Linked DNA regions of Mus musculus: all the other regions are linked to region 1. Evidence: chromatin contacts called from ENCODE Hi-C or POLR2A ChIA-PET data. All regions are on one chromosome and are shown on one strand. The core of a region is the stretch at or near the end of the contact, and the rest is flanking DNA. Distances in the headings are between cores, read along the strand shown.

Region 1 (3,075 bases), core at 294-2,793:
CTTCCCAGGGTTCTGGGATCACAGATGTGTGCCACTAGGCTACCCAGTGCTGGGGAAGCGTCTAAGACCTCCTGTATGACAAACTAGGGCTTTACCAACTGCACTGCAAACCCAGCCGTCATCCTGAGGAACTGAATGAAGGCTTAGAATTCTGTTTATAATATACCCCAAACCCTCACAAACTGACAGGGGTAGAGGTCCTTAACTCCCAAAATGAAATTTTAAATTAAATTTCTTTCTTTCTTTTCTTTCTCTTTTAATACTTTTTCTTTTTTTTTTTTTTTTCCCTCAAACTTTGGGTGGAATTTGGCCAGAGTTTCAGATAAAGGATTCCCAGTAGGGCACAAGATTTGCCCTTCCTCGTAGACATGTTGAGGGTGAGAACTGCCTCAGGAAGCAGGAATGGTGACCAGGACCTTATTAGGTCGTCCAGGTTTGTTTGTTTATTTCCCAGTAGGCAATTTTAGAGTTGCCCAGAACTCTACTCCCTACACTGATTGTATACATTTAGCCGGGCAGTGATGGCATAAGCCTTTAATCCCAGCACTGGGGAGGCAGAGGCAGGCAGATCCTGAGTTTGAGGCCTGCCTGGTCTACAGAGCGAATTCTAGGAAAGCCAGGGCTAAAAAAAATCCTATACATTTAGGGACTGACCCTAGTACCTACCTATTTCTTTTCTTTCTCTCTCTTACTTTCTTTTCGAGACAGGGTTTCTCTGTGTAGCCCTGGCTGTCCTGGAACTCACTTTGTAGACCAGGCTGGCCTCGAACTCAGAAATCCGCCTGCCTCTGCCTCCCGAGTGCTGGGATTAAAGGCGTGCACCACCACCCCGGCTCCTTTTTTTTTTTTTTTTTCTTTTTTCTTTTTTTTTTAATTTACCTATTTCAAGAAATTTATTTGTGGCAATTGTACAGGTCTTTCTATAAGGAGTTTAAAGTCATCCTTAGCTACAAGGTGAAATCGGGGCTTGGAAAACTAAAGACAACCTCCCTAAATCAATCCCTTCAAATGTCCTAGCGTCCTCCAGTTCTCTCAGAGCCGTCAGGAGGCTCGGAACCAGCAGGAGGCGCTCTGAGCTAATAAAGAGAATAATGGAAGCGCGGAGGTTCTGAGCTCAGAACCCCAGGCAGTCACAATGAGACCTACATTCAAGTCGGGCGCTAGGCTGACAGGCCACGTCCTTTTTAAGCGGCCCGGCGACCACGTGACCTCCGGCGCGCTCGGCGATTGGCTCCGCTCGTCTCACTCCAGGCTTTGGCGCCGAGCAGGCCCCGCCCCTCACGGGCGCGACCATAGTCCGTGCGTCCGGAGGTAGTTCCTGCCGGCCTCTGGAGCGGGGCTCCTCCGAGTCGGACTCCCAAGTGATTCTCAGCAAAACAAGAGGATAAGAAAATCCTTTTCTCAGATCAGGTCCGTCTAAGAGGGCCGCGGGAGAGGGGCCTTTCCTACGCGACAGAGTGGAACCGGCCCAGACTCCCCCTGCGATCCGCATCGCTTCCATCGTGGTTCCGCCCGACGCGCGGGCCCCGCCTCCGCGGCCGCCGCCATTTTGTTTGGCCACAGGGGGAGCGAGCGGGAGCGAGCGGAGCGCTGTGAGGAGGGGGCTGTCTTGCTCGTCTTCCGAGCCTGCGGCCGCGCTGCTGCGGTGCTGAGGCGACGCCTTCCCCCTGCCGAGGGGCGCGGAGCCATGTACATCAAGCAGGTAAGGGCCGTGAGAGGCGGCGGGGTGTCCCGGAGCGCGCCGCGGGTGGGTTAGGGCCGGCCTGGGCTTGGGGGGGCGGGGAGGAGCGGGGCCCTGACGAGCCGAGCGCCGGGCTGCAGTCGGCGCTTTCCCCCGGGGCGCGGTGCGTGGAGCCGAGCGGAGCCGAGCGGGACCGGGCGCGGCGGGCTGCAGGCGGAGGCCCGGCTTCCTCGGGCGCCGCGGGCTGCTGCGAGCTGCTGGGAGGCCGCGTCGTTCTGCAGGCAGGCATGGCGGTGCATGGACCGCCTTCGCGAGGCCCCGGGCTGGGCTGCAGGCTCTCTCCGCCTTGCCTCAGGCTTTGCCCCAGCAGGGCGGACCCTCGCAGCAGGTCGCGTCGCGCCTGCTCACTCGGTTGTTTACTTCTGTCAAAATGCTCTTCCCGCGCGCGAGCGCCGAGCCCCCGGGACACGCGCTGGGCGACGTTTTTCTATTGGACGGGTCAGGCTCGGAGCGTTGCGATCCTATCTATCCCCTTTTCACTTAATTTTTATTATCTTATTTCTTTTTCTCAATGGACTCATTGGGGCTGGCCAGTGGTTTGACTGAAGGATGCCCTCTCACTGGGCTCGCAGGCTGGCAAGCTGCGACCAGCTCGCTCGCCCGCCCGCTCGCCTGCCTGCTGTCTGGACCTTTACTGTCGTGCAGAGCTCGGGGTCGAAGCCGCTGGGTTTGGAGAGCTTCTCCCAGAGCAGCCCTGCACCAGCAAGGGTTGCAGGCCATGTCGGAAGGGGTTTAGCGAATCTTTAACTTGCTTGCTCCCGATCGCAATGGTCTCCGCCGAGTGGACCGTTTCTGTCTTGCCTTGCGTGAGAAGCAAGAGACGGAGAAGGAAAGAATGTTGCCCTAGAAGTGCTTTCTGTGTTCTCAAGGGTTGTCTCTTCTTTAATAGGTGATCATCCAGGGCTTCCGAAGTTACCGAGACCAAACAATTGTAGATCCCTTCAGCTCCAAACATAATGTCATCGGTAAGTAAGTGTTCTTGGTTTACCATGTTAGACTTAGAATTGCTACCGATAGACGTGACAGGCCAGGGGAGACGGGAGTTGTCTTTGAATGTTAATATTCCTCCATGGGATTACCTGTTTCGTGTCTGCACCGATGAATTGCTTATTTTATAAAAATAAAATTTTTGTGTAACTCAGACGGATAAATCATTTTGGAGCCCAGTGGTGTAAGTTAAGTAGTGGAATGTTTGCCTAGCGTGTGTGTGTGTGTGTGTGTGTGTGTGTGTGTGTGTGTGTGTAGGATGTTGATGATGTGTCTTCATTTCAGAACCTTTTACATGAGAGGGTGTCGCCTGTTTTGTTCTTAGTCCATCACTGTTACTTTCTTTG
Region 2 (3,093 bases), core at 560-3,059, 140 kb before region 1:
CCCCTTGCCCCTACTTTCTTGTGCTCTGGATCAGGTTCATTCCAGAGCAGCTGGAAGGTGTCACTCCTGTTTCATAGAGAAGCCAGGGCCTGGAGAAGTCAGATTGCCCAAGAGCGGGAACAGGGATGCTCTGGAATGCTGGAGTGCATCCCTGGAGGCCCTGCTGAATTCTTCCCAGGCAGTCCGGTAAGGCGCCTTAACAGTGCACAGGGTGCTGCCATTTGAGAAGGTTCCTCAGCTGGCTGGACCCTTCGTCTGCCTGACTACCTCTGAAGTCCCTTGGCCACCCACATGCTTCATGGCCAGCTGGTTCTTGCTTCTTCTACCCTTTGTTCATGTCCTCTGTGAGCAAGGCAGGGACATTTGCCCTCCCTCCCCGCCTAGGGTATTCTGCATGTACAGTCCATACTCCTGCTGACCGGTGCGGCTAGCCCTTGCCACAGTAAGAGAGTCATGTGCTCTCTGCAGAAAGAGACAGCAGGCATTTCTTTCTACCTTGCCTGTGTCTCCGTTGGTAGCCAGAGCCCCGGAGAAGCCCCTCAGCTTTTCCTAGCAGCCCCTTCTCTAAGAGGAGTAGAGGAAGGGGCCACTTGTGTGATAGAGTGGAGGAGGAGGCTATTTTATGTCAGCCTGCCCCTGTTTACACAAGTGAATTAAAAGACTCAACTCCCTTCTAGCACGCACACCATGATTAAACTGCTGCAGATTAGGAGACTGTTAGTTTGTCTTCTAGGCTCCGCCTTACAGTTACCTGGCAACAGCCAGATGTGTCTGACTCACTATAAAAGGGGCTGCTTGCCCCTCACTCTCTTGCTCTCTTACTCTCTCACCCTCTTCCCTCTCTGTCCCTCCCCTCCCCCCTCTCTCCACGTGTTCATGGCCAGCCTCTACTCTTCTCTCTCTCCCTCCCTCCCTCCCTCTCTCTCCCTCTTCCTCTCCCTCTCTCTCTCCTCCCTTCCCAACTCCCTTTCTTATGCCTTAAATAAACTATACCCGCCCTGCGGCTGGTACCTCAGGGGGAAGGGATGCCTCAGCATGGGCCCACTGAGGCACCCCTTCCACCTCACCATACCTCATCTCTACCAAACATATCCCTGGCTTGCTTGCTCTCTTTTTCTTTGTTTCTTTGTTTCTTTGTTTCTTTGTTTCTTTGTTTCTTTGTTTCTTTCTTTCTTTCTTTCTTTCTTCCTTCCTTCCTTCCTTCCTCCCTCCCTCTCTCACTTTCTCTCTCCTTCCTTCCTTCCTTCCTTCCTTCCTTCCTTCCTTCCTTCCTTCCTTCCTTCCTTCCTTCTTTTTTATAAATCACAACAGAGACTCCGCCCACTTGCCTACAGCCACAGGCTGAAGGGATGAAGAGCCAGTTCAGCCAAACAGCTCCAGAACACTGAGTTATCTTATAAAAGTAAATTAGACCATTATCCTGTCAAACAGGTGTGAAGCCTTCACCTTCCGCAGGCATCTTGCCACCGTGGGGTGGAACCGGCCTGACACAGAGCTCTGGTTACCGGGAAGAGCTGACATAAAAGGCTACAGGGATCAACAGGGATCAGTGACAATGATGTTCAGATTCTCCGATGGAGCTTCCTCAGAAACTAGCCACACCCCTTGGACTTCAGTTTCATGGCCAATAGAGTCTGTTGTGGCATTATTCAAACAAACAAACAATAAGGTGTTCTTGAGAATAAGAGTTGGAACCTGCCCTTCCCTCCCACGTCAGCCCTGCCCTTTCACCAAACTTCCTCCTCAGAAGCCTGCCTACTCATATGCAAATTAACTTGTAAAATAGACACCCTGGGCTGCCTAGGATTTGTGTTTTGTACTCGTTCGGGATTCAGGCTGTATATGAGTTAGTGAGGACTGAAGAGAGGAGAGTTAAACAAACAAGCAAACAAACAAACACACAGGGCAAGAAAACAGGACCCAACAGCAGACGCTGACACCCTCCCGACCTGCAGTGCAGAGTGATTCCAAGAACCGCGCGCGACATTCCGTGTCTCAGGAAAGATGGTACCCACACTAAGCTCAGCCAAGAACGGCCTCCGCGCCCGCTTAATTTTCCGAACCTGTTCTTGTGGTGCTGATGGGGAGGGTGGCCGGGAAGAGAGGAGAGACCACTGATCAAGTTGCTGTTTGTATATTGGTTGATTGCTGTTTGCTGTTTGTTTATTGATTGATTTTTTTTTATTGGCCCCTGGCCGAGGATGAGCTAAGAAGCCTTTTGCATACCTTGACCTGACCTCACTTATCCTTCCACACTTCTACACCCTTTTCCTTCCTGCGCAGGGTCCTGAGCAGGTGATTCAGGCCCACATTCTCGTCATTCCCGCCTCGCTGCTCAGCCCCTTTCCTTGGCCTGCATTTCCTATTGGTCTGTATTGTGTACTGAAGCAGGGTGTTCCAACAGCCAGCTCAGAGTCTCTAGGTGTTCTGGGAAGGTAGACGGCTCAGTTTCTAGTGTGTTCTGACAGAGCCAGGCCTCAGAGTATAGCTACTGGGGCTTACCCCTGATGTGAGGGCTGAGGGTAGGGGAAGGAGGGGTGAAGAGCAGAGGAAAATCCCTGGGGCTCATGTTCCTTCCTGGGTATAATCTTCATTTCTCACTGCCCCAAGCAGAGGAATGAAAATTGAGAACGCCCATGTCCACAGACGCCACCTAGATGAACTCTGAGTTCTGACTGTAATCTGTAACAAGGTTAGCCACAAACCAGAACCACAGGGTGACACAGCCCGGGCTGTTTGTGCACTCCCCTGACCCCCAACACACACCCTAAATTATTTGCCTAGGAAAGTGGAGAGTCCAGTCCCTTTACCCAGTAAGCATTTTTTTTTTCTTCAAACTGTAGAATGCCAGGCGACCAGCCAAACATAAATTCTTTGGTTTTTTGTTTTTTTTTTTTTTCCAGGTCTAAATCAAGCAGTGCTTAGAGCCTCCCACAACGGGCCTTCAACCATATTTGGAAGAAAAGAAGGAATCCAGAGAGGAAATGGTTACCTGTGCTTACAGGCGGTCTGCACCACAAGCGCTGACTCAGCAAGAGGGAACTCTGCGTACCCCTGTCCCGAAAGCCCCTTGAGCAAGGACGTCAGAAAGAG
Region 3 (2,876 bases), core at 102-2,601, 180 kb before region 1:
AGTCTCCGCAGCCATACACACATGCATATGTGCACACACACACACACACACACACACACACATGCATATGTGCACACACACACACACACACACACACACACACACACACACACATGCATATGTGCACACACACACACACACACGCATTTTATTCTTTTTTGTTTGTTTTTTGTTTTTGTTTTTCAAGACAGGGAGGGCTTCTCTGTGTAGTCTTGGCTGTCCTGGAACTCACTTTGTAGACCAGGCTGGCCTCGAACTCAGAAATCCGCCTGCCTCTGCCTCCCGAGTGCTGGGATTAAAGGCGTGCGCCACCACACCCGGCCACACACACATTTTAAAGTTGGGGGTCTCACTCTGGCTGTTCTGGAACTCACTATGTAGACCAGGCTGGCCTCAAACTCACAGAAACCCACTTGTCTTTGTCTCTCCCAAGTGCTGGGATTAAAAGTGTGTACCACCACGCCCAGCCATATAAATAAAATAAAATCTATCTATCTTTCTTTCTTTCTTCCTTCCTTCCTTTCTTTTGTTTTTTCTTCTTTTGGAAAACTAAGGAAAAAGAATCACATTTCCTAGTTACAAAAGAACGGAACTCTTCAGAGTGACACTTAGTGCTCATAATAGCAAATTTGTACGGTGCTTACTGTGTGCTAGCCAACATTGTAAATGCTTTACGCATAAGATTATTTAATACTATGATCAGTCCCATTTTAGTCATGAGGAAACTAGGGATACCAAGAGATCAAGTACTGGAGTTCACAGAAGGAGAGCATAGCAGACAGAGGCAGAGTTTCACACTGGGTTGCATTAGCCGCCCTCCCCCGCCGCCACCCCGCCCCCCAGTGCCTCTAAGCCTTTCACCCTTAGGAATCCGAGGCAGTCATTAGTTACTCCCCCTCCTCCCCCCGCAAAGGTATGGAGCCATGCTGGATGGAACCCAGCGTGGAATGCTGTAACAAAGAACCAATTGTTGCTTTCTGCTTGCGCATTGCATTTTCGTCACGGCAAGCAACACACGCGTGTGTGACACCTGCCACTCACCTAGGATCACAACTATTTACAGGGTGCTGACTCTCTTTTGATGCACTGGCCTCTGGAGGAGGAGAGCTATGACAGAGCAAAACCTCTTCCGGAGCAGAGACAAAGTGCTCAAGCCACGGAGCAGTGATCTAAGACAGAGTCACCAGCTGAGTAAGGTGGGAAGGGATGTGGTGGGCCCCTATCAAGACGCTCAGAGACGAGTCAGCCAGGCAGTGAGGGACGGCTCAAGTCAACCCAGGTTGTAGGACTCTGTTAAAAGCCTCTCTCATGATTAACTAGAAAGAATGGGACAGAGGCAGGGCCCGCCCCACACCCATTAGCACCAATCAGCTGTCTTCAACTTCCTGAATAGCCTATCATAGCTCATTTCTTGTCCTCCTGAAAAGGCGATTGGTGCAAGAAAGTTAAAGACTTGGCGGCTGCAAGAAAAGGCAAAAGAATTTCATGCAGATCTTTTCACCTGAGGTGGCCGGGAGGAAGGAACTGGAGCATAGTGAGGGGGAATAAGGCAGTTTCTAGGAGCAGACACCTATCTACCGAACTGAGGTCACTTAGCCCCTGCGCGTGCTGTTCCCTGATGTCCAAGGTCAGACCCCACCTCCAGCTGCTGGGGACTCTGGAAAGCAGAGAAGCTGACTGCTAAGAGGAGGCTAGTCCATAGCTGTTGGTATCAGGGCTCCTCACCCACCCCTTACCCCCAGCAGGAGCCTCGGAGGAGAAAATGGCTTGTACCTCTTTGTGGCATAAATCTTTCACCTCACCTCTACCATCCCAACACTGAGAGAAATAGGAGGAAGGAGGAAGAATTTGGTGGTCAGGGTTCCCTCCTTGTGAGAGTTATACACAGCTGCAGTCATGAAGATGTGGGTGTCAGGTTACAAAAAAGAAGAAGAGGAAGAAGGAGAAGGAGAGGAGAAGGAGAAGGAGGAGAGGAGAAGGAGGAGGAGGAGGAGGAGGAGGAGGAGGAGGAGGAGAAGGAGGAGGAGGAGGAGGAGGAGGAGGAGAAGAAGAAGAAGAAGAAGAAGAAGAAGAAGAAGAAGAAGAAGAAGAAGAAGAAGAAGAAGAAGAAGAAGAAGAAGAAGAAGAAGAAGAAGAAGAAGAAGAAGAAGAAGAAGAAGAAGAAGAAGAAGATATTCCACCTAAACGGGGGGGGGGGGGGGGGGATCGTGTGAATAACAGGCTACTCTCTGCGCAGCGCCATTATTTGGAGGCGAGCCCAGAAGGCAGAAGGACCTGTTCGAGTTCCTTAATTATGCCTTGGTGCCTGCAGTCCTCAGGAGAAACCCATCCTTAGAACCGTGACTGATAGTCTCTCAACCACTAGTGGGCAGGCTAGCTGGGAGTGGGAGTGGGAACGGGGGCAAGATGCCGTCCCAGATCCAATGGGCTGTTAAAGAGCAGCAGAAGACCGAGAACAATCCGAGAGGCCAGTTTGGATGTGTGCCCTTGCTGGATGGAACCTCAGCTCTGAGGAGCAGGACCCCACTCGCCATTCCTCTGTGCTTTAGAGGTTGAAGCAAGCACCCAGCTACATTCAGGCCTGTCTAAGATTTCAGAAATGAGGGGCAGAGGTCATTTATTTCAGTAGTCAAAGTCCAAAATCATATGTCTCAGTTAGCTTTAACTGTCAACTTGACACAGCCAAGAGTCACCCAAGAAGGCAGTCTCAGTTGAGAGACTGCCCAGATCAGATTGGCGGGTAGTCATGTCTATGGGGGTGGCGGATGGTCTCGATTGTTAATTGATAAAAATGGACCCAGCCCACTGTGGGTGACATCAGTCCCTGTGTCGGATGGGTCTTGGGCTGAATAAGAAAGTTCCATTAAGAATGAGCT
Region 4 (2,935 bases), core at 65-2,564, 210 kb before region 1:
GTTTCAATAGATCTTCATTTTCTCCATTTCCAGAAAGGGCAGCTTCTACTTGCTGGAGTTGAGCTTTGTAGCTAGCCAACTGTTTTGCTAGATCCTCTGACATCTGAGGAAAATAAAGGCCCATAAGGCAAGTCAAATATCAAATTACAAAAAAACAACAACAAAAAAAAAACTTCCTCTGACCTGTCTAATTTAAATCACTCTTGCTACAAAATTCAAGTTCCGTTCATCACCATTTTAACTTTATTCATATTTAACTAATCCACAAACTTCAAGGCAATTAAATTCTAAAGACTGCAGATACGGCTGGTCAATTCTACACAGAAAGAGTTCCCCCGGAAAAATCATGCTATTAAAAAAGAAAAAAAAAAAAAAACCCTGCTTCTTCTTTAAGTATCATATATCATAGGAAGACAGTGTATGTCAATAAAGACTGCGACATACTTTTCAAAAGCTGAGAAAGTCAAAAATCAAGAGAAATTAAAATTCGCACGGACGGGTTCTTCCCCCCAGTCAGAGGAAGCGGTTTTCGGTTAACTACACCTTCGGCGTTTCCTCGCCTTTCTCTCCGGTGGAGGGAACCGCTCGGAGCGCTCACTCTTCCTTCACACGGAGGTCATCCTAGAAACCCGCCTCTCGCCCAACGCAGCTCGGCGTCGCCAGGGGTCCAGAAGCCCCTCTGGGCGGCCGCGGGGCAAACATACGGGTCCTCGGGGGACACCTCCGGGACATTCCGGCCCACCGGAAGCCTGGAACCCCGGCCGAGTCTTCCCGTCCGCGCGCGGGCTTCCCCGAGCCCGCTGGAGCCCCGGTCCACCATCTCCCACCAGGGAACGCAGACCTCCGCGTCCATGGAAACCGCCGAGCCCCGCACCCTCACAGAGGCTTCCCCCAGACGGCCACGTTCGCCGCCTCGTCCCGGAAGCCCCCACGCAGGCCGGGGCCGTCCACTGGGGGGTGCGAGAGCCGCTGCCTCCCCACACTGCCCTGGCCGGGCCCAGCTCTGACGCCGGCGCCCTCGCTTCCGGCCTCCGCCTCCACCTCCACTCCAGCCCGAGGCCCGAGGAGGCCTGACTCTCCCTCAGGGGCTCGTTACCTTGGGTGGGGCTGGGGTCGGGACGGCGGGCAGGGGTCGGGGAGGCGAGGCGAGGCGAGCGGCGTCAGGGGCGGCTGCAGCCGGGAAAGATTTTCCGCCGCGACGAGCCTCGGTCGGAAAAGGAGAAAGTCCGCCAGCGAGGGGGAGGGGAGAGAAGCCGGCCTCGGGCAGGAGGAGAGAGAGACAAGGCGAGCGAGATCTCGCGAGACCTACGGACTCTCGTGGAAAAGATGGCGCCCGGGTCACATGACCCTCGCCGCCCTCTCAGCAGCCTGCGATTGCAGCCTCGGAAGGCGGAGCGGGTGTGGTCTGATGGGCAGGAAGTGACGTGTCTGGGCCGCGCCGGGGGCAGAGGGCATGTTCGTTTTACGTCAGTTCCGCCTCGTGCTGGGAGCGGCAGCGAGTGGTTCTCTGTGGTGGGTGTTGTCCTCCGGTTCCCTGCGGCGTAAACTCGCGAGCCTTTCTGCCCAGCCCTGATGAGATTTAGTACCGGGAACGGGCTGGGAGTGATGGCGGGTGCCTTGTGTCCCACAGGGAGGCAGATGGCGGCGGCGGATCTGAGTCTGAGCCCGCATAGCGAGTTCCAGGCCAGCCAAGGCTACAGAGCGAGACCTTGAAGTCAAGAGAAGGGAAGTTTTTTGTTGTTTAGAAAATAAATATAGCCAATAAAGATAGAGTGATAGAAGTGGAACGGTGACCATTTGAGGTGCTTAGGCATCACCCATGGTAGGTAAAAGCCATGTGATGTAAGAAAATAGAGAAAGGTAGGATGTTTAGAGTCAAAGCTGGCAATCGCTCACCCAGCGATCAACTTCAGCATCACTAGTTGTGAGACAACCTTACTTTATGCATGTTTATGACCGAGTGACAGTCAACATGAAGTGACTGTCACCTCTGAGGAAGTATAATCAAAGCCCTTTTGAGTTTAAAGGAAATAATAAGCATAACGTGTTGAATGTCCGTGAGGAAAGAAACACCCATCCAGAATGTGCGATTTTTTTTTGACTTAAATAATTCAAGAGTAATGTAATTTTAATGAGAAATACCTCCCTTCGTCTTGGCCATTTGGAGTAGTTTAGAGGTGTTCCCTGCCTTGTGCAGATTGGAGAGGTTAAAGACACACACACCACTTAAATTTGAGCTCTCGGCGCTGTATGTGCAGTTTGATGCCGGCTCACAACAAAATACTTCAGCCATCATGTCCTTGGCCTGCTGCTGCCCCTGCCCGGCCATTATAGACTCACTCCGGAGCCATAAGCTAAAATAAAATCGTTAAGCTGCCTTGGTCATGGTGTTTTATCACAGCAACAAAGAAGGAAGCAATGCTATTAAAAGGAGTAAGGACTGTTTTGGATTAGAAGATTAAAAAGATGGGTATGGTGGTGCCTGTGTGTAGTCTCTGTTGTGCCAGGAAATGTTCATGAGCCCCCCCCCAAAAAAAAAACCACCAGGGAGCTGATTCTGATGCAATTGAACTAGGTTCTTTTGTTCAAGCTCGAGCTTGGGCCTCACCACCCTCTCTGATGCAAGAGAACTGGGGGCCGGGGGTGCAAACGCAGGGTTGTAGATTTGTTAGGAAATAACCTGGAAACTGGTGTTGGATGTAGGTTTTGTTGTGAGGTAACCTGGAAACTGGTGTTAGGCACAGGACTTGTTGGGGGGAGGGGGGGGCGTAGCCTGGAAACTGGTGCTAGATACTGGCCTGTTAGTTTACTTGAGTTTAACCTTAGGTCAGGTTCTCTAAGATGGAGTCCGAACCCTGAAGGTTTGGTCTCAAGTACACCAGAGGCAGAGGGAGGAAAATCAACTGAAATTTAAAAAGTGCCTGGACTAGTGTAC

The links. A loop is a pair of places that touch in the nucleus more often than their neighbours do. ChIA-PET counts read pairs that join two places held with the same protein, here RNA polymerase II (POLR2A).
Region 2: POLR2A ChIA-PET joins it to region 1 with 22 read pairs in embryonic stem cell. The contact joins the promoter of 4833407H14Rik here to the promoter of Smc3 in region 1. POLR2A ChIA-PET finds 5 or more read pairs at or near these places in 4 of 5 experiments (Patski and embryonic stem cell).
Region 3: POLR2A ChIA-PET joins it to region 1 with 33 read pairs in embryonic stem cell. The contact joins the enhancer-like site here to the promoter of Smc3 in region 1. A Hi-C loop is called at or near these places in 1 of 37 maps with a recorded cell type or tissue (v-Abl transformed pro-B cells). POLR2A ChIA-PET finds 5 or more read pairs at or near these places in 5 of 5 experiments (Patski and embryonic stem cell).
Region 4: POLR2A ChIA-PET joins it to region 1 with 37 read pairs in embryonic stem cell. The contact joins the promoter of Smndc1 here to the promoter of Smc3 in region 1. A Hi-C loop is called at or near these places in 5 of 37 maps with a recorded cell type or tissue (CH12.LX, CH12F3, T-helper 17 cell and 2 more). POLR2A ChIA-PET finds 5 or more read pairs at or near these places in 5 of 5 experiments (Patski and embryonic stem cell).

The regions. Positions count from the first base shown.
Region 1 is chr19:53,598,853-53,601,927 of GRCm38, forward strand. It overlaps Smc3 (structural maintenance of chromosomes 3), which reads left to right and starts at 1,544. Exons shown (of 29, transcript NM_007790.3): 1 at 1,544-1,702; 2 at 2,631-2,706. The coding sequence starts at 1,688.
Region 2 is chr19:53,458,813-53,461,905 of GRCm38, forward strand. It overlaps 4833407H14Rik (RIKEN cDNA 4833407H14 gene), which reads left to right and starts at 1,810. Exons shown (of 2, transcript NR_167900.1): 1 at 1,810-2,007; 2 at 2,904-3,093. All of the region lies in intron 2 of Mirt1 (myocardial infarction associated transcript 1), which reads right to left.
Region 3 is chr19:53,420,148-53,423,023 of GRCm38, forward strand. No RefSeq gene overlaps it. Among named protein-coding and RNA genes, the nearest start is that of Smndc1, 31 kb to the left of the region's middle. Within about 2 kb of position 1,352, at least 2 of the 3 ENCODE cell types and tissues checked have a DNase peak (open chromatin) inside an H3K27ac peak, as active enhancers do.
Region 4 is chr19:53,389,320-53,392,254 of GRCm38, forward strand. It overlaps Smndc1 (survival motor neuron domain containing 1), which reads right to left and starts at 1,315. Exons shown (of 6, transcript NM_172429.3): 1 at 1,097-1,315; 2 at 1-103. The coding sequence starts at 103.